Linked DNA regions of Mus musculus: region 2 is linked to region 1. A link is a loop called in an ENCODE intact Hi-C map of the cell type or tissue named here. Cell type or tissue: heart. All regions are shown on one strand. Each heading gives the region's core, and the rest is flanking DNA. Links, peaks and the distances in the headings are about the cores only. Region 1 has its middle 37 kb from the start of Fam122b. Region 2 overlaps Hprt (hypoxanthine guanine phosphoribosyl transferase).

Region 1 (10,363 bases), core at 2,006-7,005:
GGGTATATAGGGAAAAGGGTATAATATATCTCTCCTCAGAAGCAACCAATGCTAACAGCTTCTGGCAGATTCTTCCAGGGATAGTCTGTGAATTGCATATGTATTTGCATATTTTTATAGGCATTGCTTAAGCCATGCCTTCAAACTACAAAGATTATACCAGTTTATGATTTCCTAGTTTCCCCTAGATATTATTCGAGGGTTCTAGAAAGACCCCAGTATAAAGAATAGATATCATTCATTCATAGTAAATGTATTCGGATGCTTCTAAATTCTCAATTCTAAATGAATTCCCTGCCACGTTCCCAATCTACTTTAGCTCCTTTACCCCCAGAAGCAATTGGTTTCCATTTCTTGTGTATACTGGCAGAGAAAGTATGCATGTACAAAAAAAAATTCCACATTTTCTTTTTCTCCCCCCAAAATTTTACACAATAAGTAGCATATTTATTTGGGCATAGAGGGAAACATTATTTTTGAAAGAGAATCTCTCTGTGTAGCCTCATATGGCCTGCAATGTGGCTCAGGCTGGCCTCTGAAAAATCCCGTTGTCTCCCATCCAAGCACTAAGCCTGCCTGACCGACCCAATTAGCTTCTGAGATCAGAAGAGACCAGTCAGGGTGGAACGGCTTCATAGTTGATGGCAGAGTGGGGGTTGGGAAGGACTCAGTTTTCTCTGAGGGGCTGACCACTGGGAACTTGACCATACTCTAGTGAGTATGTAGGCAACACAAATTGGTCTTGTTTTTTTTCTTCTTCTTCTTTTTCTGGTGTTAGGGTGGGTGGGGGGAACAGGGGAGGTAGGCAAGTCTGGAAGGACTGAACAGTGAGTGTGATTGGGGTACATTATGTGAAGTTTCTAAATGATCAATAAAAAATTATGGTGAAAAAAGAAGTACAAATCTCTCAAGTGGTCATAATGGAAGAACAGACTTTTTAAATGATACACAGTAAAAAAAAAATTCATTAAAAAAGTCCTGCTGTCTCAACTTTCCAAACACTAGGATTACAGGACTGATCTACCATGCACAGCTTGTATGAGCTATTATAAAATAGCCTACATTACCCCCCTCCCCCTTAAAACTGTGAGAGACTTAAATAACAATTGTTTGTTTTCCACGGTGCTCTGTGTGTAAGCTGGATGGTTCTTTTGTTCAGGGCCCAGCTCGACTGACGTTAACTTATCAGTTAAGTCACTTAGAGACCAGTTGCTCTGTCCTGGTTCCAGCCAGTATTATCAGGCTCCTCTGTCTGTTACCTTCAGCCATCTAGTGGAAAGGAGTTATTGTGATGCCAGGAGGCAATCCGAGATCTGGCTTCGTCTTTTATGACACTTACACTCGCTCTTTTCTTTTTCTCTGCCCTCTGTGTGTGTGTGTGGGCGGGGTAGGTTTAGACAGGACATTGTGTAGCCCCAATTGTCCTCAAACTATGTAGCTAAAGCTGGCCTTGAACTCCCGATCCATTTATCTTCACTTCCCAAGTGCTTACATTACAGGATTGTGCTACCAGGCCTGGCTCCTCCATCCCTGATTTATTTTTATTTGTTTTGAAGATATAGGTTTGCTTTGTAGCCTAGACTGGTCCTCAAATTTTAAAATACACACACACACACACACACACACGCACACGCACACGCACACGCGCACACTCAGAGAGAGAAAGAGACAGAGAGAGAGAGAGAGACAGAGAGACAGAGATTTTTTACATTGTAGCCCTAGCTGATTTAGATTTCACTATATAGACCATGCTGGTCTTGACTCTGTTTCGGGTGATCCTTCGGCTTCAACCCCATAAGTACCTGGGATTACAGGTATTAATTTATGTTTATTTGCTTGTTTTTCTTTTGCCTTGTTATTGTTTTGTTGTTTTGAAGCCTTCAACCCCAAATAGCCAGAGACAGACCTGAACTCCTTGCTTAGAATGCTGCTATCTGTTTCATGTCTGTGAGCGTAATGATCGAGGCTGTCTTGTTCAGGTTGCTATCCTTTACTCTATGTATAATGTTAATACTCTACTAGCATTTATTAAATTAATAAATGATAGAATGACTTGGTCCTCATACTCACTAACACAGCTCACCACATGCTAGTTGAAAGAAAAAGAGTGAACAACATGGGGGTGAGGCATGAGATCTAAATGCATATTTTCTCCAGCTCTCCCCACTTTCAGTTCTTGCTCTTTCCGTGCCAGTATCTCCTTTCTATCTTTTCTCCCAAATTTATGTTTCCATTTGTTAAATAAAACCTTCAGCAGTGCCGATGTGCATAAACCATGTGCCGTCATCAAAAGTAAGAAAGCTTGGAAATTCTCAAGTGAAATCAGACACTAGCATATAAAGTGCTTTGAAATGCCCTGCTTTCTTATCTTTCTGTAATGGTGTCCTCATGGAGCAAAACTAGAACACTGAGAACTAACCAGGGCTAAAAATCATTCCAACATATGTTTCCTCTTACTGCCGCAACTGCTTCCACCCTCTCACGGCAGACATACAGTATCTAGACTTTCGCTAATTAACTTGCAACTCTAACTGCTAGAACTCCATTTCTTTAAGAAAAAACATTCTGGGCACCAAAAAAAAAAAATATCAATAAATGTTTGCAATGGAACACGTTGCAAAATTTGGCAACTGTCTATTTATGAGCGCCTGTTGATGGAATGTATTAATGAGCCCTCAAGCTAGCAATTACCCTCGTGGTTTTGTTTTGGGTTTTTTTTTTTCATTTCCTCCTTCTCTCTCCCTCCTTTTCTTTTTCTTTCTTTTTAAAATCTTTTTTTTTTTTGAGACAAGGTCTTACTGTATCACCCTGGCTGGCCTGGAATTCACTTTTGTAGATCAGGCTGGCCTCAAACTCACAGATAACTGTGTCATTTAAGTGTTAGGATTAAAGGTGTGGACTCCCATGCTCACCCTTTAGAATTTTTTTAACTTGGTTTGTTATTTTTATACAGCCTTCGATAGCCTTATACTCACACCCTTCCCGCATCTACCTCCTGACTGCTGGCCTTAAGGGTGTACACAACCACACCCAGTTAACCTTGTTTTTTTGGTTTCTTACCACTAGAAATCCTTGATGCAGTTGTTTTTATAACGTGTTTTCGATGTGTAGAATAAGGCCTTCTTTATATGTTGATTTTTGCCTCAGAAGTTGAATGAGTCACTTGATTTTATAAGCCTGGAAAAACAGGCTTTCTCTAAAATAGTCATTGTAAAAGAAGCCCCTTGCTAACAGATCCTATTGTTGCTAACACAGTAATTATAAATTATAATTATAAATTGACCCAATAAAACATTACTTTGTCCTTTTTGCCAGCTTAAAAGGCATTACAGAACAACTGAATGCTTAGGCAGAATGGAGCAGCTTGACTTTTGCCACAGTTCTGTTTTCTTCCTATTTTTATAGATGGTTTAGAGTTTTGATGAAATATATAAAGAAGCATGCTGATTAGCAGAGATTTATTACAGTAAATTGTGGGGTGTGTGTGTGTGTGTGTGTGTGTGTGTGTGTGTAAACTCTTTGATAGATGTGAACTTAGGATAACTACGAACTTGAGTTTAGATTTTGGGGAGTAATCTTTCTATAAGGTACTGAGAAAGTACTGGGTGCCACTTGGAGACTGTGTGAAAAGGGGGGAAATGTGTACAGTGAAAATAAAAATTGCTGGACTTATACCAGGTGGAAACCGCTCTGTCTGTGGCCTTTGCTGCAAAATCAAGCATATTTTCTATATGCTGCATTAATTTGTTGTATGAAAGCACTTCAGTACTGAGAATATGTTTGAAAGGAACTCATTGCCATCCAGGATATTGAAGTTTTATGGGTTAGCACCCTACTGTGATGAGCTAAAAGGCCCGAGTGAGGATCCAGAGTCTCGAATCCAGTCCTGGAAAGCCCTGTTTCAATTACCTGCAGATGTCAGTGTGGGTCTGAGTGTGATTCAACAGCATGTTCCAGGATGTGGTCAGACGGTTGAAGCCCAGTTGTGAACCAGTTGCTTATTAAACAAACACCAGTTCCTTGTGGATGAGAAATATGAGCTGCAAGGACCCTTATATGCCTGAAATCAATCAACCTTTCCCTCTCCCTCTCCCTCCCCTCTCCCTCTCCCCTCCCTCCCTCTCCCTTCCCTCCCTCCCCCCACACTCGCTTACTTTCCTTCTCTGTCTCTCTGTCTCTCTCTCTCTGTCTCTCTCTCTCAAAAGTTAAACAGGAATGGAAACTCTAGTTACACAATTCACAAATAATGTCCTCTTGTTCCCACCCCTGATGCTTTGACCAGTCTTTCTTTGATTAGTTGTAGTGCTAGACAAGTAGATTTAATGTCTCTGGGTTTATTAAACTTGACTCCAAACCAGATGGCCAGCCCAATGTTGCATTATGAGCCGGGTTGGTTTACTTTCTGCTGGTAAAACATGTTTAAGCACAAAGCTGAAAATTCAAATCCTCACTGTAAAAGAATATCAGTGTTGCCAACGCTTGTGGCTCGTCTTTTCTGTCCTGCAGGATTCTCCATTCTATCCATCTTTGAGACCTGTGTGGCCAGAGCATGTATTTAGCTAGGAAACTGTCAGATACACTTACATCAAAAGAACCATTCATTTCCAGGCTGTGACACAAATCTACCATCTGCTTTATAAGCTCATAAGCTTTCTCTTAATTATAATTATATATAATATACACACATATATATGAGTGTGTGTGCATATATATGTACATAAGTTGTCACTATCTTATGTTTACCTAACAACAAAATCTGTTTGGTAGAAGGTGGAAGGGTTTCTTTTTTTTTTTAATCAACTTATTGATTTTTCCATTTCTTTTTCATTTTTCCTTTACTGCATTTTGATTTATAATTTAGTCAGTTAGTTTTGAAACAGTCTCTCACTCTGTAGCTCAGGACGACAGTATCAAAAACCGATGTAGTCCAGGTTGCCCTTGAAGATCACTCATGAAGGTCACCCTGCCTGCAGGCTGGGGTCACAGGTGTGAAGCAGGAAGCCTTCCTCCTTTCCTTTCTTCTATTTTTTTTTCTTTCTTTTATATTTGTAAAAGAAGTTTCTTCATCTACTGATTTTCTTCCAGCACACCAAAAGCTATGTTGCCGGCCCAAGCAATCTGCCTTTTATAGAATTTTCATCTAAATTGTCCAGTCAGGGTTCATTTGGGGAGTTATTTTTATAACTTTGATTATTTTGTACATAGCTGAACGCTCTCTTAAATCTGTTTTTCTTTTATAAGCAAACTGTACAAATCACTGTGAAAAACTACCTTGACCTTGCAGCTATAAAAAAAAAATCACAAAGTATCCAACATCCCACAAGTGTTCAATGCAAATTTCCCCCGATGTTGGTTTTATTTTTTTTATTATTCTCCAGTGTTCTTAATGTCACTTATGGGTTTGAATATTGAATTTACACTTTAAGAACATTTATTTGGTCAGGGACTGCTGGTCTTTTAGTTGCATGTGAGAAATCAAGGATCTTATCCCACATTGTCAGCATTTCTTTTATTTTCACAAAGCCGAAGAAGCTGTATATTCCGAAGTCACCATGTGCTTAGCTTTGTAATCAGCACAGCGATGTGTGTGTACTGAAAGCTAGCGGCAGGGAGGCAAAAGGCAGGAAAAGCCGCTGCCTTCCCTATCAGTTAGCTCTCGCCATCCGGCGCTCTGGAAGGCTGCCGTGGACATTCTGTGTGCATTTTGAGAAGGGAACTAGTGCTGCCCTGTCAGCTTTCTTCATCTAACACCCACGTCTAATTTGCTCCAGGTTTCTGGCATGGTATTGTCCTGGTGGGAGTGACCGGTGTTCCATTACGATCTGCAGCAATTGTGGGGGTCTCTAGAAAGAAGCAACAGAGACGCTGTTAACCCATCCCCTGTTCCTTCAAAAAGGGAGAAACAGGGAAAGGGGGAGGAATTTCCAAGCCGTCCTGAGAGAGTCTGAAGAAAGGACTCTGGTAGGGCAACGTAGTTCTCTTCCTTTGACTAGGGATGTCCCGTGCCTTTGCGTTTGCAGGTTTTCTCTCAGTCACTCCACAGCCTCAGTTCTCCACACAGCTTCCAAAGAAAGGACAGACTACTTTCTCAGAGTTAGATGTCCCCCCATAGTGGTGCAAGAGCAGAGCTAACTGGGGTGCGGAGACACATTTTACTGGATCACTGGCGCCGTTCATGGATAATGTAAACATTTACTCGTGGCGCTTTTCCTGTAACGTCAGTCATATAGGCGAGAATTAGTCACTTAAATGGGAAGATTGAGACTCCGTTTTGTATGTTTGTTTTTAAAGGTTTATTCTTTTTTTTTTAATTCTTGAGAAAGAGTTTAGGACATTTTTATGTTTATATTTACCTGTATGTATGTGTGTGCACAACACCATGTGTGTGCACCACACCATGTGTGTGCCTGGTGACTGCAGAGGTCAGAGGAAGGCATTAGATCCTGCGGATAAAAAAGAAAATCAGTTTTATTTTTTCTTTATGGTGTATATATATATATATATATATATATATATATATATATATATATATGTGTGTGTGTGTGTGTGTGTGTGTGTGTGTATACATATATATATGTGAAACGTTTTTTGTTAGTCTTTCATGTGTTTGTCGCTATCTAGGCTGCTTTCATATCTTACCTCTGCTGAATAGGACAGCAATAACCCATATTCATGAGCAGATAGTCAATGGAGAGGTGAGCTCACAAGAAGGTTGGCTGAAGAGCAGAAGACTAGACCATGAAAATGGAGGAAAGATAGGAGGAAAGCTTCTAGCAAATATATTGCCTTATTTAACCAGCACTTCTTTAGCATTTGTGACGTTAAAGAGTCACGGGGTGGGAGGAACAGACCAGAGAAAAGACATTTTTGGAGGGTGATGATTGAAGAAGGATGCTGCGGAAGTCTTAGTCACATTAATTTTGCAGACTAGAAAGATCCTGCAAGACCAAGAAAGGAAAGTGGCATTTATTCTAAAACTTTGGTGGTATCCTAAGGCTCTGGTGACTAGAAGGGTAGGAGAGTCCCTGTGTAATGGCTCTTACTGCTGTTGGATAAAAAGATAGCTGTCTTCCTGAGATCAGTAATCTATGACATAAGAAAGAAGTCAGGGAACCCTACCAAGCAATGTTGTTTAGTAGAATTTTCTGTGGTGATAATAGTGTGCTAAGTTTATGATATCCCATTCAGTAGCCAGGGTTATTGAAAACTTGAAATGTGGCTAACACAATAACAAAACTGAACTTATACATCAGATTCATTTTAATTTCATTCCACTTAAATAGCCACATAAATTTACCATGTAGGATAAATAAGAGAAAGGATAAAAATGGAAGAAAGTAGGAACGGAGAGATTCTAGCGCAGACTGGGAAGAAACAATATTCAGGAAAAAAATCATCTGAGACCAGCAAGACCAGTGGGCAAAGCACTTGCAGTGGAAGTCTCATGACGTGACTTAGGTCCCTAGAACTTACATAAAGGTAGGACAGAACAGACCCTATTAAATGTTCCTCTGACCTCCGCACAGAGACCATGACACATGCATTTTCTTCCAACCATACACAAGCAATACAATGTAAAAAAACATCTTTACCTGATGGGATGTGTTCAAAGACTGCTCATTGTTGGGGGGCGGGGATCCTGACCACAGTTTCAAATTTTCATCAATCTAATTGTCAAGTTCTGAGGAAGACGACTGAGTTGGGGCTGAGGAGGAAAATTAGGCTATTCACAATATGAAGAATGACAGGACAGTGATGGAAATAAATGTTAAGTTGGCAGCATGAGCTGGTGGTTGAAATGGCCCAACATGACTCAAATGTACATGAGGCCAATTGGGTGCTTATTCCAGAGAAAGTTTCTTATGAAATAAGAAAAAAAAATAAAGGATATATAAAGGGGGGTTGTTGTGTAGTTTAATCCTAGAAAGTTTTCCTCAAGTGTATTCCAAGAGCTGCGTTTTATAATTAAACATGTCCTAGCTAATTTTGTTTATTTCTGGTAAATCTAATCCTTGACGGGGTCAAGGTAAGGTGACCTGGCAGATTCCATTGCTTGCTCACCTCTTATTATCAAAGCTTTAGGGCTGCTCACCACCTATCTCTGATGATGGGACTAGAGCTGCTAAGGGTTTCCACATAGACACAAGAAGTACAGTATTGTAGTATAGTGTAGTGCAAATCCATTCCTATTTAAAAAGTATCCTTTGTAGATGTTCTTGGGATGGGAGACAAGGTCAAGAGAAACTTTTTAACAAAATGGATACTTTGGTACAGAAGAAGAAAAATAAAGTGATGAGCATATAGAAACTGATTAGATAGAATTTTCTGTGTTTCTAAAAATTATGAACTTTAAAGGAGGTCTTCTTGAAGCCTAGGAATTATACAGAAGTTTAAAACACTTTCTTTTTTTAAAGCAGAAACATTTCTTCAGTCTTTCTCTTGTTTTCTCTACATAGTGTCATACACGTGCTAGGCAAGTATACTGTCAATGACTACATCCCCAGCCCTCTTCTGATCTTGGGACAGGGTCTCACTAAACTGACTTGTACAGTTTAATTCATTCTTGAATTCATTCTGTGTTGTCCATGTGGGCCATGAGTTTCAGTCCTCCTGTCTCACCCTCTTGAGTATCTGAAATTTATGTTCATACCACTAAGCCTGACTCAGTTTCATATTTTTAAATAGAGGAAAAAGTCTTTTAATTAGGCTTTCCTGTTAGGCTTTGCTTCTCATTTTCTTTGTGTCCTCATACTTTTGGAAGTGGCAAAAATGTGTCAAAAGCCCATTATGAGTAATCCTTATTAGAACATTTCCTCCAATATGAGATTAAAACTGAGCACACATCTCATTTATTATAGCCTGGTGGTCAGAACAGAGCATCATGGTCTCTCCATTCTTTATCATCCCAGCCAAGGCTTTAAGCGAAATAAAACAAATGTTGGCTCCTTAACTTGCCAATATCAGACCTAAGTCATTTCCTTTCTTGCCAGTCATTTTATGCATAAAGAAAAGCAGTCCAGAGCAGCAGGATGGCTCCATTGGTAAAAAGTGCTTGCCATGCAAGATTGACAGCTTGACTTCAGTTCAAACCCTAGATCCCACAGTGGAAGGAACAAACTCTCTCTAAAGTCTAATCTCTGCATGTGCTATTTGCACATGCATGTCTGCCCATACATACACACGCTGTGGTGCTTTGCGTGATAATGACCCCATAGACTGATATATTTGAATGTTTGATCCCTAGTACGTGGAACTGTTTAGGAAGGATTAGGGGATGTGTCCTTGTTGTGTCACTAGGGGGTGGACTTAAAGATTTCAAAAACCTAGGCCATTCTCAGCTAGCACTCTCTATGCCTAATGTTTATGAATCAGAGTGTAGCTCTCAGTACCGCTCCAGCACCATGCCTGCCTATCCTCTGTCACACTCCCCACTATGATGGTCATAGATTTAACCCTCTGAAGTTGGAAGCCTGATAAATTCTTTCTTCTGTATGTCGTATTGATCACACTAATAGAAAAATCACTAACACACACATAAGCATGTGTACACACACAAAATAACAAGACAATAATTTGAAAGGAGAAAAAAATGCAATCTGCTATAAAATATCAAGGTTTCTCCATTTAAGCCCTGATAACACACACAACAAAAAAAAAAAGAAGAAGAAGAAGAAAAAAAAAAGTCAAGCTGCCTTAGTAGCTACAGGGGCCACAAGTAAATGAAGTTTTCAAATATGAAGTTAAAATTGCTAAGAGTAAAACCCAGCATGTTCCTAATGTATAAAGAATAAAGCTCTTTCATCTAAAAAACAAAACTGTTTAGGTTGTTCAGAGGCCACTTCCCATCTGTCCATATCTCATTGGAGTATTCTTCCTATAAAAAAACTGGACAGGGTAGACCAGCAAGTTCGCACACAAAAAAGAACTTTTTGAATATGAAATCTCTGAAGTCAATTTGCTCCTTAGGGAATAGATTTAAAGAGCATGAGATTCCATATTGCATTTTAACAACTGTTTAGTTTTAACATATCTGTGGACTTTTAATATTTTCATTTAATTTGAGCCTCACTTAGTGTGTGCAAGAGTTCATTCTAAAGTGTAGCTTTGGGAATCATTATGGCTTGACATATGTTTTGTTTGATTTATATTTTTCTTTCCATCAGAAATTCCCTTAGTCGGGTGTTCATAACCAACTTCCTGGAACTTTAGCTCCAGAGATCTGATGCCCTCTTCAGGACTCCACAGACACTACACTCATGTGCACATTACACACAGAGACACATATACAGACAAATAAAAATAAATCTTTAAAAAGAGAAAGGGGCTGGAGAGATGGCTCAGTGACTAAGAACACTGCCTGCTC
Region 2 (10,363 bases), core at 3,174-8,173, 210 kb after region 1:
TTACAAATCATCATAAAAAAAATTAAAAGCATTTCTCTTTCAAGTGGCTGGGGGTGTCTATAAAATTCACATTTACAAATGGCAAAGAGCACCCATAATCCTCCATACGAAAAAGTTATTTTGTCTGAAGCTGCCCACAAGATTGTAAAATAGGCCAGAAGAAAAATGTGAAGAGCCCATTGGTAAAAAGGTCTATAAGCCTTTGAAAATACTGACTAATGCCACAGAAAGTCAAAAGGCATGCTTAAAGTTCAGCCGGGCCCTCCAAAAGCCATGTATGATATCTAAGTAATTTCTGATTATTACCTGCAATCAGCTTAATGCATTTCCTCTATTGTTAGTGTATTCATTTCTACAGAAAATTTGGCTTAAATGACAGTGCATTACTCAGAAAGATTCTGGAATAAAATTGCCTCTGTTTAAATTCCTTATCTGATATTTACTAGCTGCGTGATCTGGGAAAATCTTCAACCCTCTCTGGACCTGCATTTCATTATCTGTAAAGTTGAGATGAAAGAAAAAAAACAAAAGTTCTTATCAAAGCAGTTCTACTGTCTAACAGACATATAATAATGGTAAAAAATATTAACTACTCTCAGTAACCAACAATTAGGGGTTCTTTCACCCTCAACCCCCCAAAAATGTTTTCCCTCTGTACCTGTGGGTTCCGAATGTTTGGATTCAACCAGCCTGAGATTGTAAATTTTTGAAAAACAAAATCAGATCCATATTGAACAGGATTTTGTGTTTCATTCCCTCAACAATACAGTCTAACAACTTTTTACATAACTTTCATATAGTGCTATATATTACTGGTAATATAAAGATGATTTAAGGTATATAGAAGGTGGTGTCAGGAACACCTCTCTACACATATCGGCAAGGATAACTTCAGCTTTCCCTGTCTTGAAGAAATGCCCCCCAGAGCCTCCCCTGAACAGTCTTGTGAGTTGTCCCAAGGCTGTTTTTTCACCCACCTCCCTATCTTGTGGAGGCTGCCTCCTGGGTTCTGGAAAGGCATGGGACTTTTGACCTTGCCTCCCCAATAAGAGTACAGCTGCAGGTCATAAAATCATTAGGCTGGAATCTGGAACTGACCTCCCGTGACAGCAACCCACTGTCTGAGCAATCCTGTGGGACCTGGGATCTGGGGAGCTGACACCATGCTGGTTTCCATGGTCTAAGTAAAAAACAAACAACACAAAACAAACCCCCAAAAGTCTCTGTATTCACTTGGGCCTTTTTCTTTTTCAGGCAAATCTATGATGAGCCCAAGCTAGCCTTTGTAGGTGTTGCTTTGTAGGACGGCTTGGCTCTGATAATGCTAAGAACTATAATGGAATGTGATGTTGAGGTGGTTCCAGTGGTCAGGGCAGGGTTCACCAAGGTGACCAATGAAGCAGCCATTCTGCTGAGTGGTGAGAAGGAATGTTAGGGTGAAGGGGCAGGGGAAAGCAGGATGCTGAGACAGGTTTGGGGACTGGTAGAATGATGCTGTGGTGGAGGCGAAGGAGTAATGAGGGATAAAAGAGAGAAGTGAGCAGGGGCTAACTTATATGTGGGTTTGTAGGCCACAGAGCAGTTTGTTTTCTGAAGTGCGAAGGAAGTGATATGATTTATACTTGGAAAAGATCATCTTCCTCTCAAAAGTAAAATAAATGAATAAAAATTTGAAAAATAGTAAAAATAAACAAAAATAGGGCTGGAACGCTAGCTCAGTAGTCAAGGATACTTGCCACCACGCCTAAGAACCTGGCTTCCATTCTAGGACCCTCATGGTAGAAGAGAACCAACTGTTGCAGGCTGTCTTCTGACCTCTATATGAATAAGGTATACATGCATGCTTTTCATGTGAAGTGAATCACAAATGACTTCAAGTACAGGGTGAGGAGTTAAGGCACTGAAACGAGGAGCTAGAGGTCAGCTGGGAGGCATTTATGGCAGTCCCAGGGCTTGAAGTAATTTGGGGGCCAGCTCAGAGATCCCAGAGCCTGCTTGGACATGACCAGGTCAGGTTGTCATAATGAGGAATAGTTTCTCCATCACTAAAGGACTTGGCTTTTTTATTTTATTTTATTTTATTTTATTTTATTTTATTTTTTTAGTAAAACTGAGTCCCACAAAGGATTCCAGCAGAAGAGAAACTCACTTTAACTAAAGCATATAATTTTTTGCCTTTCCTTTTAGTTCTTGTCTTTGAAATTGCTCCTTGCTACATTGCCCAGGCTGGCTTTGAACACCTGGGGTCATGATCCTCCTGCCCTTGCCTTGTGAGTAGCTGAAATAAACAGTACTCACTCACCATCACTTCTAGCTCCAACTAAAGGATTTGTTGTTTCCTTGGTTTCTTGAGATAGGGTTTCACATAGACCATCCTGATCTGGAACTTCTTATGTAGCTGAGGATAGCTTTTGAATTTCTGGGGCTGGAGAGATGGCTCAGTGGTTAAGAGCATTGACTGCTCTGCCATAGGTCCTGAGTTCAATTCCCAGCAACCACATGGTGGCTCACGGCCATCTGTAATGAGATCTGATGTACTCTTCTGGTGTATCCTTCTATCTCCACCTTCCCAGTGCCATCACCTTCCCTAATCACCTAAGAACAAGGCCTGCCTCTCCTGGTTCCTTCACAGCACAAGTTGTCTTTGAGCTGGAGTAGCTTAATGGTAGAGAACTTGGCTAGCATGTGTAAGAAGGCCTTGGGTTCAGTCTGATTTTTAAGCCTGGTTTTGGTAGCAGATACACATCTGTAATATCAGTCTGGCCAGAAGAAGCCCTGTTGCAAAAATAAAAACAAAATAATATTTAAAAAATGTCTGTTTCTCTAACTAGAATTAATCTAGCTTGTATTCCCCAACACATGGAACAGAGAAAAATGTTTCTAGAATCTTGAATGCAGGGAAGGACACCACTTGGTTAACCTTACAAGCTTAATGGTAACACAGTTAACATCTATAAATCCTCTCCATAGAGAATTAAAATAGGGACCTACCAATATTTACAGATGATTCTAAGAATCTGTAAAGGAGAAGTGCAAAAGCTTTTATGTAACAGACCAGCAACACATTCTTAGGCAGCAATATTCTTGAAATACGTGCTTAGATGTTTCTGTTAAAACACATTATCTCGGGGACTGTCGAGATGACTCAGCAGTTAAGAGCACTGACTGCTCTTCTGAAGGTCCTGAGTTCAAATCCCAGCAACCACATGGTGGCTCACAACCATCCGTAATGAGATCTGACACCCTCTTCTGGTGTGTCTAAAGACAGCTACAGTGTACTTAAATATAGTAATAAATAAGTCTTGGGCTGGAGCAAGCAGAGGCCCTGAGTTTAAATCCCAGAAATCACATGATGGCTCACAACCATCAGGACAGCTACACTGTACTCATATACATAAAAGAAAAATAAATAAATCTAAAAAAAATGTATTGTCTCCTCACTTAGACTCAACCAAGGTTACTAAAAACCTGGGATTTCTGCTTCCATTTTGTCTGGCTGAAAGGACAGAGGTAAGTCATCCTTAACCTTTGGTCGAGTTACCTAGGAATCATGGGACAGCGGAATCTTGCAGGACAGGTGGGAGTAATTATCCATGACGACATACCCTGCAGCAGAGTGATAGCTGCAGAAACCAAGATAACTCCCTCAAGGGAGAAACGATGACAGGGATAAGGGTTTCTCGGGCTCATCTTGCAAAACCAAACCTGGCTTGGTCAGGGCTTCGGAATCATGCCTCTCTTACATTTTCCCCCAGCTTCTTCTATCTCGAACTAAACCTCATGCGGGTACTCTGGATTATCTTGGAGTCACTAGACCCCTTTATCCCTCTCAACGTTGCAACATTAAATAAATCTTTTCTTTCCTTTTTTAAAAAAAGATTTATTTATTTTATGTCCCTTTTCAGACACACCAGAAGAGGGAATCGGATCCCATTCCAGATGGTTGTGAGCCACCATGTGGTAGTTGAGTGTTGTGGGCCACCATGTGGTTGCTAGGAATTAAACTCAGGACCTCTGGAAGAGCAGTCAGTGCTCTTAACCGCTGAGCCATCTCTCCAGCCCCTAAATAAATCTTCTCACAATGACTTTTTTTTTTAGTGCATATTGGGGGTGGGTGGCTGAGTCTAGCTTGTTGGAGATGCTCTTCCCTGGGCTTCTGCTCCCTTGCCCCCCCCAAAAAAAAAACCCTCCAGTTATAATTCCTAAAATGGATATATGCTTTCCTATGTCTCTAACAACTTCTAACAACTTTAACGCAATTTTGTTTTCTTTCTCAGCATCCATTTTGCAGGACTGTAATGAAAATGAAGTCCTGGAGGACTGAGGTGGGGTAGTTGTAGGCATTTTGCTCCTATACTGAACAGCCACAGCAAAGTACAGCTTCCTTTCAGATTTTACCCCTCCTGTTACCCTGAAAATGACTGCTACCTCTCAGTGACTCCCTTTCCCTGTCTTACATACCGACTATATTTGATTTGTGGAAAGTTGGTTTTTAAAAATGACATCGTCAGGGGGTTGGTAATATAGCTCAGGAAGTAGACTGTCTAACATGCACAAAGCCCTCGGTACAACCTCTAACACTACATAAACTGGGTTAAATTCCAAAATTTGGGAGGTGGAGGCAGGAGGATCAAAAGCACAAAGACATTCAGCAACAGAATTCAGTTCAAGGGATAGAGGTGGGTGGGGGTGGGGGCGGAAAAAAAAAGAATTCAGTTCAAGACCAACTTAGGCCTATTGAGAACTCTAACTCAACAAAATTATCAGCATTACATACCCTCAAGTTAGGTTAAATAAATGCAGCTTTCTTTCCCAGCTGTTAGCTACACTCTGGTTGGCTTAGACAACCAGCTAAAACATTATACTAAAAACAGAAAAATCCTCCATGATAAACTGTAGCAAGTATCAGGCAGATCTGGGCTAAATCTGGGTTCTGTCATGGTTTAACAATAACTTTTGAAGCATTTTTTTTCCAGTAATAACTAATGTTGTGGGGGCATTTGTCACATGTCAGGTCACTGTCCTATCTCACCTGCCCTATTTCTTTCCTTTTTAAAAAAGATTTATTTATGTCCCTTTTCAGACACACCACAAGAGGGAATCAAATCCCATTCCAGATGGTTGTGAGCCACCACGTGGTTGCTGAGTGTTATGAGCCACCATGTGGTTGCTCAGTGTTGTGAGCCACCACGTGGTTGCTGAGTGTTGTGAGCCACCATGTGTTTGCTGGGAATTGAACTCAGGACCTCTGGAAGAGCAGTCAGTGCTCTTAATCTCGGGTCAAGGTCCTATCTCACCTGCCCTATTTCTTTCCTTTTTAAAAAAGATTTATTTATGTCCCTTTTCAGACACACCACAAGAGGGAATCGGATCCCATTCCAGATGCTTGTGAGCCACCATTCATTATTGTAGCTAATGAATGCTTCAGAGAGGCCCATGAAGAAAACAGTACTGGAGCCGGGCAGTGGTGGCTCACGCCTTTAATCCTAGCACTTGGGAGGCAGAGGCAGGTGGATTTCTGAGTTCGAGACCAGCCTGGTCTACAAAGTGAGCTCCAGGACAGCCAGGGCTATGCAGAGAAACCCTGTCTCGAAAAACCAAAACAAACAAACAAAAAATAATAATAAAAATAAAAAATAATTAAAAGAAAACAGTAGTGGGCTGGTGAGAGCTCAGCAGGTAAAGGCACTGCTGCCAAGCCTGATGCCCTGAATTCGTGCTGACACCTACAAGGTGGGAGGAAGAGAACCTATGCCCCAAAGTTGTCCTTTGACCTCCACACACCCTTTATGGAAGGAGTGCACCCCTCCAAAAATGGAAGAGAAAAAGACAACACCACTCCCAATACCAGGTTGTAAATGTCAGTAATTAGATGCCAAATTAAGTAAAGAGTAGAGAATCTACACAGCTCTTAGCTACTTACTCATTCAACAATCATCATGTAAGCTCCTAATTTTTCTTTTTAAAAAGCTTTATTTATTTATTTATTTATTTATTTATTTAATGTATGTGAGTACACTTTGGCTGTATGGATGGTCGTGAGCCTTCATGTGGTTGTTGGGAATTGAATTTTTAGGACCTCTGCTTGCTCTGGTCACCCCTCCCCACTCCAGTCAACCCCACTCTCTTACTCCCAAAGATTATTATTATTCATAAGTACACTGTAGCTGTCTTCCGAAGCACCAGAAGAGGGCGTCAGATCTCATTATGGGTGGTTGTGAGCCACCATGTGGTTGCTGGAATTTGAACTCAAGACCTTCAGAAGAGCAGTCAGTGCTCTTTATGAGCTGAGCCATCTCGACAGTCCCCTAAGCTCCTATTTTTCTAAGGCACTGATCAACTCATCTAATGCACACCAGTGAATGACAGATGGCAACTCAGCTAGAATCCACACCCTTGGCAGGCAGAGGCAGAAGTGTCCTGAGTTTGAAGCTAGTCTGGATTAAGAGAGCCCTGCCTCAGTATAGACAAAAAGATAGTTCAAAAATGTTTTGCCTGCTGGGCATGGTGGCACACCTCCTTTAATTTGAGCACTAGGAAAGTAGAGGCAGATGGCTGGCTGTGAGTTCGAGGCCAGCATGGTTTACATAGTGAGCTCTAGGACAGCTGGAAGTATGTAATAGACAGACCTTGTCACAAACAAGGTGGTTTGCCTCCTATGGAACTCATATTCTAGCAGGGGGTTAGGCAAATAGTAAAAAAAAAAAAAAAAAATGAACACAAGCCAGGCATGGTGGCGCACACCTTTAATCCCAGCACTTGGGAGTCAGAGGCAGGCAGATTTCTGAGTTTGAGGTCAATCTGGTCTACAAAGTGAGTTCCAGGACATCCAGGGCTATACAGAGAAACCCTGTCTCAAAAAAAACCAAAACAAACAAACAAACAAATGTAAACTACATGGCATGCTATTCATTTAATCACCTCAAACTGCCAACAGCCAAGTAGGGAATTGCTTTACCTATAAAAAAATGGTCATCTTACATGGCTCAACCCAACAGAGGTGATAGTGCAACGGAATGAAAGGACTAAGAAGGCTCTGCAGTGGGGGCCGAGCAAAGTGTTAACTAGAGGATCCAGGTGGACCTCGGTAGGTGTTATTTTATGGTAGGAAAGGACTCAGGAGTTACTTGACACTGCATTCACATTAATACCACCAGGCTATGCAGAAGAAATGAGAAAACAGAAGGAAACATATCTTGTAAATTAGGAAGTTAGAGGAGTTTGGCAACCTTTTTATTTAATTACATTTATTTGTCAGCTTAGTAGGTGTGTGGAGGCGAGGGGACAACTTCTGGAGTCCTCTCCTTTCAGCATGCAGGTGCTCCTAGGGATGGCAGCAAACCTTTGCCCACTGACCCATTTCACCAGCCTAACTGCAGCAAGTTCTTGTTATCATTTAAAGTTCCCCACTTCACTGCTGGAAATAAGAACACAGTCTGAAAGGAATGTAAATATGCACTGTGCTACAAGGTTGCTAGCTCATACCTCGTGATAACAAGAGGGCAAACAGGACTTTTGGTCCCAAATATTTCTTACTCCCAAAAGACAAAACAATGTTTTACTGTTACTGTTCTCTGGTCAATAAAGCTTTATCCAAACCAAAAGGGTAACAGGACATACCTGAAAACAAACTATAGGTCAGATTGTAGTCTGAACAACCTCACAGAAAACGAGGAGAAAACATGTTCTTTTTAATAGAAGACAGGTTAGGAAATGGTGCTGAGTGTCTGTAATTTACTGTTTCCAGTAGGTAGACGCTTCCCTCGCTCTACCAACCCATTCCACCAGATAACCATGACCTGCAATACTTGCTGAGGAGTACCATTAAATTAGCTATAAAACGTAAGCAAAGGGGAACCCATGGAAAACTGTACTGAATTAATCTGTAGAGAAATGACAGACATGGAGAATTTCTTTAAAGAGACAGTCCTTAGTTTTAAGGACTTTTACACGAAAGAATTCAAAAAGTGGCGAATTTTTAGAATTTATTTATTTGCATTTAAAAGGAACTGTTGACAACGATTTACTGAAAGTGGGAAAATACAGCCAACACTGCTGAAACATGTTTATTCCACTGAGCAAAACCTCTTAGATGCTGTTACTGATAGGAAATCGAGAGCTTCAGACTCGTCTAAATTAACAATATCAATCACATCTTTCTCTCCTGAATATATAAAAATTAAAATACCAATTAAAAAACTAATATAGCTTCTCTTTAAATCCTTCTTACAGATACAATCTCAGTATTATTATTTAAAAGTGGTAATTTAAGAGATTTGTTTTTCTTACAAGATAAGCGACAATCTACCAGAGGGTAGGCTGGCCTATAGGCTCATAGTGCAAATCAAAAGTCTGGGGACGCAGCAACTGACATTTCTAAAAATAAAACAGTAACATTCATAGAAGGTTCATGCAAAAAGCTTTACTAGGCAGATGGCCACAGGACTAGAACACCTGCTAATTTTACTGGCAACATCAACAGGACTCCTCGTATTTGCAGATTCAACTTGCGCTCATCTTAGGCTTTGTATTTGGCTTTTCCAGTTTCACTAATGACACAAACGTGCTATAAAATAAAAGACATTCTCGTTAGAAAAGCGGATTCTAAAGAGGTAATAACAGCATTAAAGGGTCCTCCTACGTTGTCTGGGTTTCTACCAAACAAGGTATTTTGGACCAGCAACTTGAAGAGGACATAATTTGAAAACAAAGCAGAACTATAGTCCATTAGTTTGCTTTTTCTTTGTCTTAGTACGTAACTTTGAGAAACATAAAGCTGAAATCAAAACAGGTAAGTGAAATAAAAAATACGCTTTAGGTAATATTGCCCATGGAGACTTTCTAACTGCTCCTGGACCATGCTTATAAACTCACCCAGAAGACTCCTTCCTGCCTCCAGAATGGGAGGCAGGGATCTGAAGCAGAGTCAATTACAAAATTGAAACTGAATCGTTTATTTCTTACTTATGACTATATCATGTGAAATAACAATAAGACAGTTGTTGTATATTAAAGCTGTTCAACTACTTCAGCCAGCAAGAAGTGTCACCGTAGCCTGGCCAAGTTCCAGTTCTAAGGACGTCTGTACTTGACTACAGCTTTATGTGACTAATGGGAACCATCAGTCGGGTCAAATTACGAGGTGCTGGAAGGAGAAAACAATTCTTCCCTTTCCTCAATTTTTATGTGGGTTTTTGAAAAATGAGAGCGAGAAAAAAAAAAGCATTACTTACATTCAAATCCCTGAAGTACTCATTATAGTCAAGGGCATATCCAACAACAAACTTGTCTGGAATTTCAAATCCAACAACTGTAAATAAATAATCATAGTTTATTCTTTAGAGAAAATAATACTTTCAATTCTAATTCTTGCAAATGTACCTTCCTCACAAATGTTCTCTAAAGTAACCCTAAGCCATTTCATAGTTAACTTTTTCAGTTATAAGATGGATAAATGATTGGCCAAAGGGCATCTACTTACAGTCTGGCCTGTATCCAACACTTCGAGAGGTCCTTTTCACCAGCAAGCTGTTAATTACAAAAAATTACATGTGGCATATGGAAAGACTACAGAGCATTACAAAGAAAACATCAGTGTTCTTAAGTAGTATCATCTGCATTCAGAATAAGGACAGCTTCGCAGACCCATAGGAAGGCTGAAAGGGAGAAGAACTAAATCACAGAGAGGTCACATGAAGGTCAAGGCCCCCGACTGATCACCACCTGGAACCTGGTAAGATGCTTCTGAGAGCAGAATCCTAACTAAAGAAGGTAAGACATGCTCTTTCATCAGGACTTGTAATAACTGGCTCACCAATGGGAATTTTTTGCAGTGGATACTGAACTCAGAGCCTTGATCACATTAAGAATGTACTCGACCACTGAGTTACTCACTCAATTTTTTAGTTAATTACATTTTCAACTACTTGACTCTTGCTAAAAATGTAAGTTTTAAGCAGTTTTATTTTTAAATTTATACCTTTATTATTTATAGAAATCATGAATTTATGAATGTAGTTTGATTACATAATTATATAAAACTACAAAGTTAAATGCTAGTTATCTAATGCTTGTCATATATGCATACAACCAGAGTTGAAACCCTAATATCGCCCAAAAAAAGTTAATGGCTTTCAAAATTTTTATTTTTGTTTTCACTGAAGTCACAAAAGAAAAAAAAAAATCACACACAAAGGTCTCTAGTGTCGTATTTCAGCAGATTATCAGAACCAGAACATGGGCCTTGGTGAACTAAGCGGCCTTGTACAGATTTCATCAATTTTAATCACATAGAGACTAGTCTAATCACTACCACAATCAAGATACTCTGACTCATGCAAGGCTCCCTCCTGTATTCTCTCTC

Evidence for each region. Peaks named below come from ENCODE experiments on the same cell type or tissue, not always from the same donor. Only the 100,000 strongest peaks of a DNase experiment are listed, where the experiment ranks them.
Region 2: it touches region 1 in a loop (9-fold over the local background); 16 of 42 quality-filtered maps call a loop at or near these places.

Annotation. Positions count from the first base shown.
Region 1 is chrX:53,227,491-53,237,853 of GRCm38, reverse strand. It overlaps a transcript of Plac1 not described here. Among named protein-coding and RNA genes, the nearest start is that of Fam122b, 37 kb to the left of the region's middle. In heart, for the core only: a CTCF peak has its summit at 3,909 (motif pointing right); no DNase peak of the experiment used is centred there; H3K4me3 peaks cover 702 bases; H3K27ac peaks cover 2,258 bases.
Region 2 is chrX:53,019,270-53,029,632 of GRCm38, reverse strand. Hprt (hypoxanthine guanine phosphoribosyl transferase) reads right to left here. Exons shown (of 9, transcript NM_013556.2): 7 at 9,482-9,528; 8 at 9,234-9,310; 9 at 7,973-8,566. The coding sequence ends at 8,519. Among named protein-coding and RNA genes, the nearest start is that of Mir450b, 24 kb to the left of the region's middle. In heart, for the core only: CTCF peaks have their summits at 3,958 (motif pointing right) and 5,148; no DNase peak of the experiment used is centred there.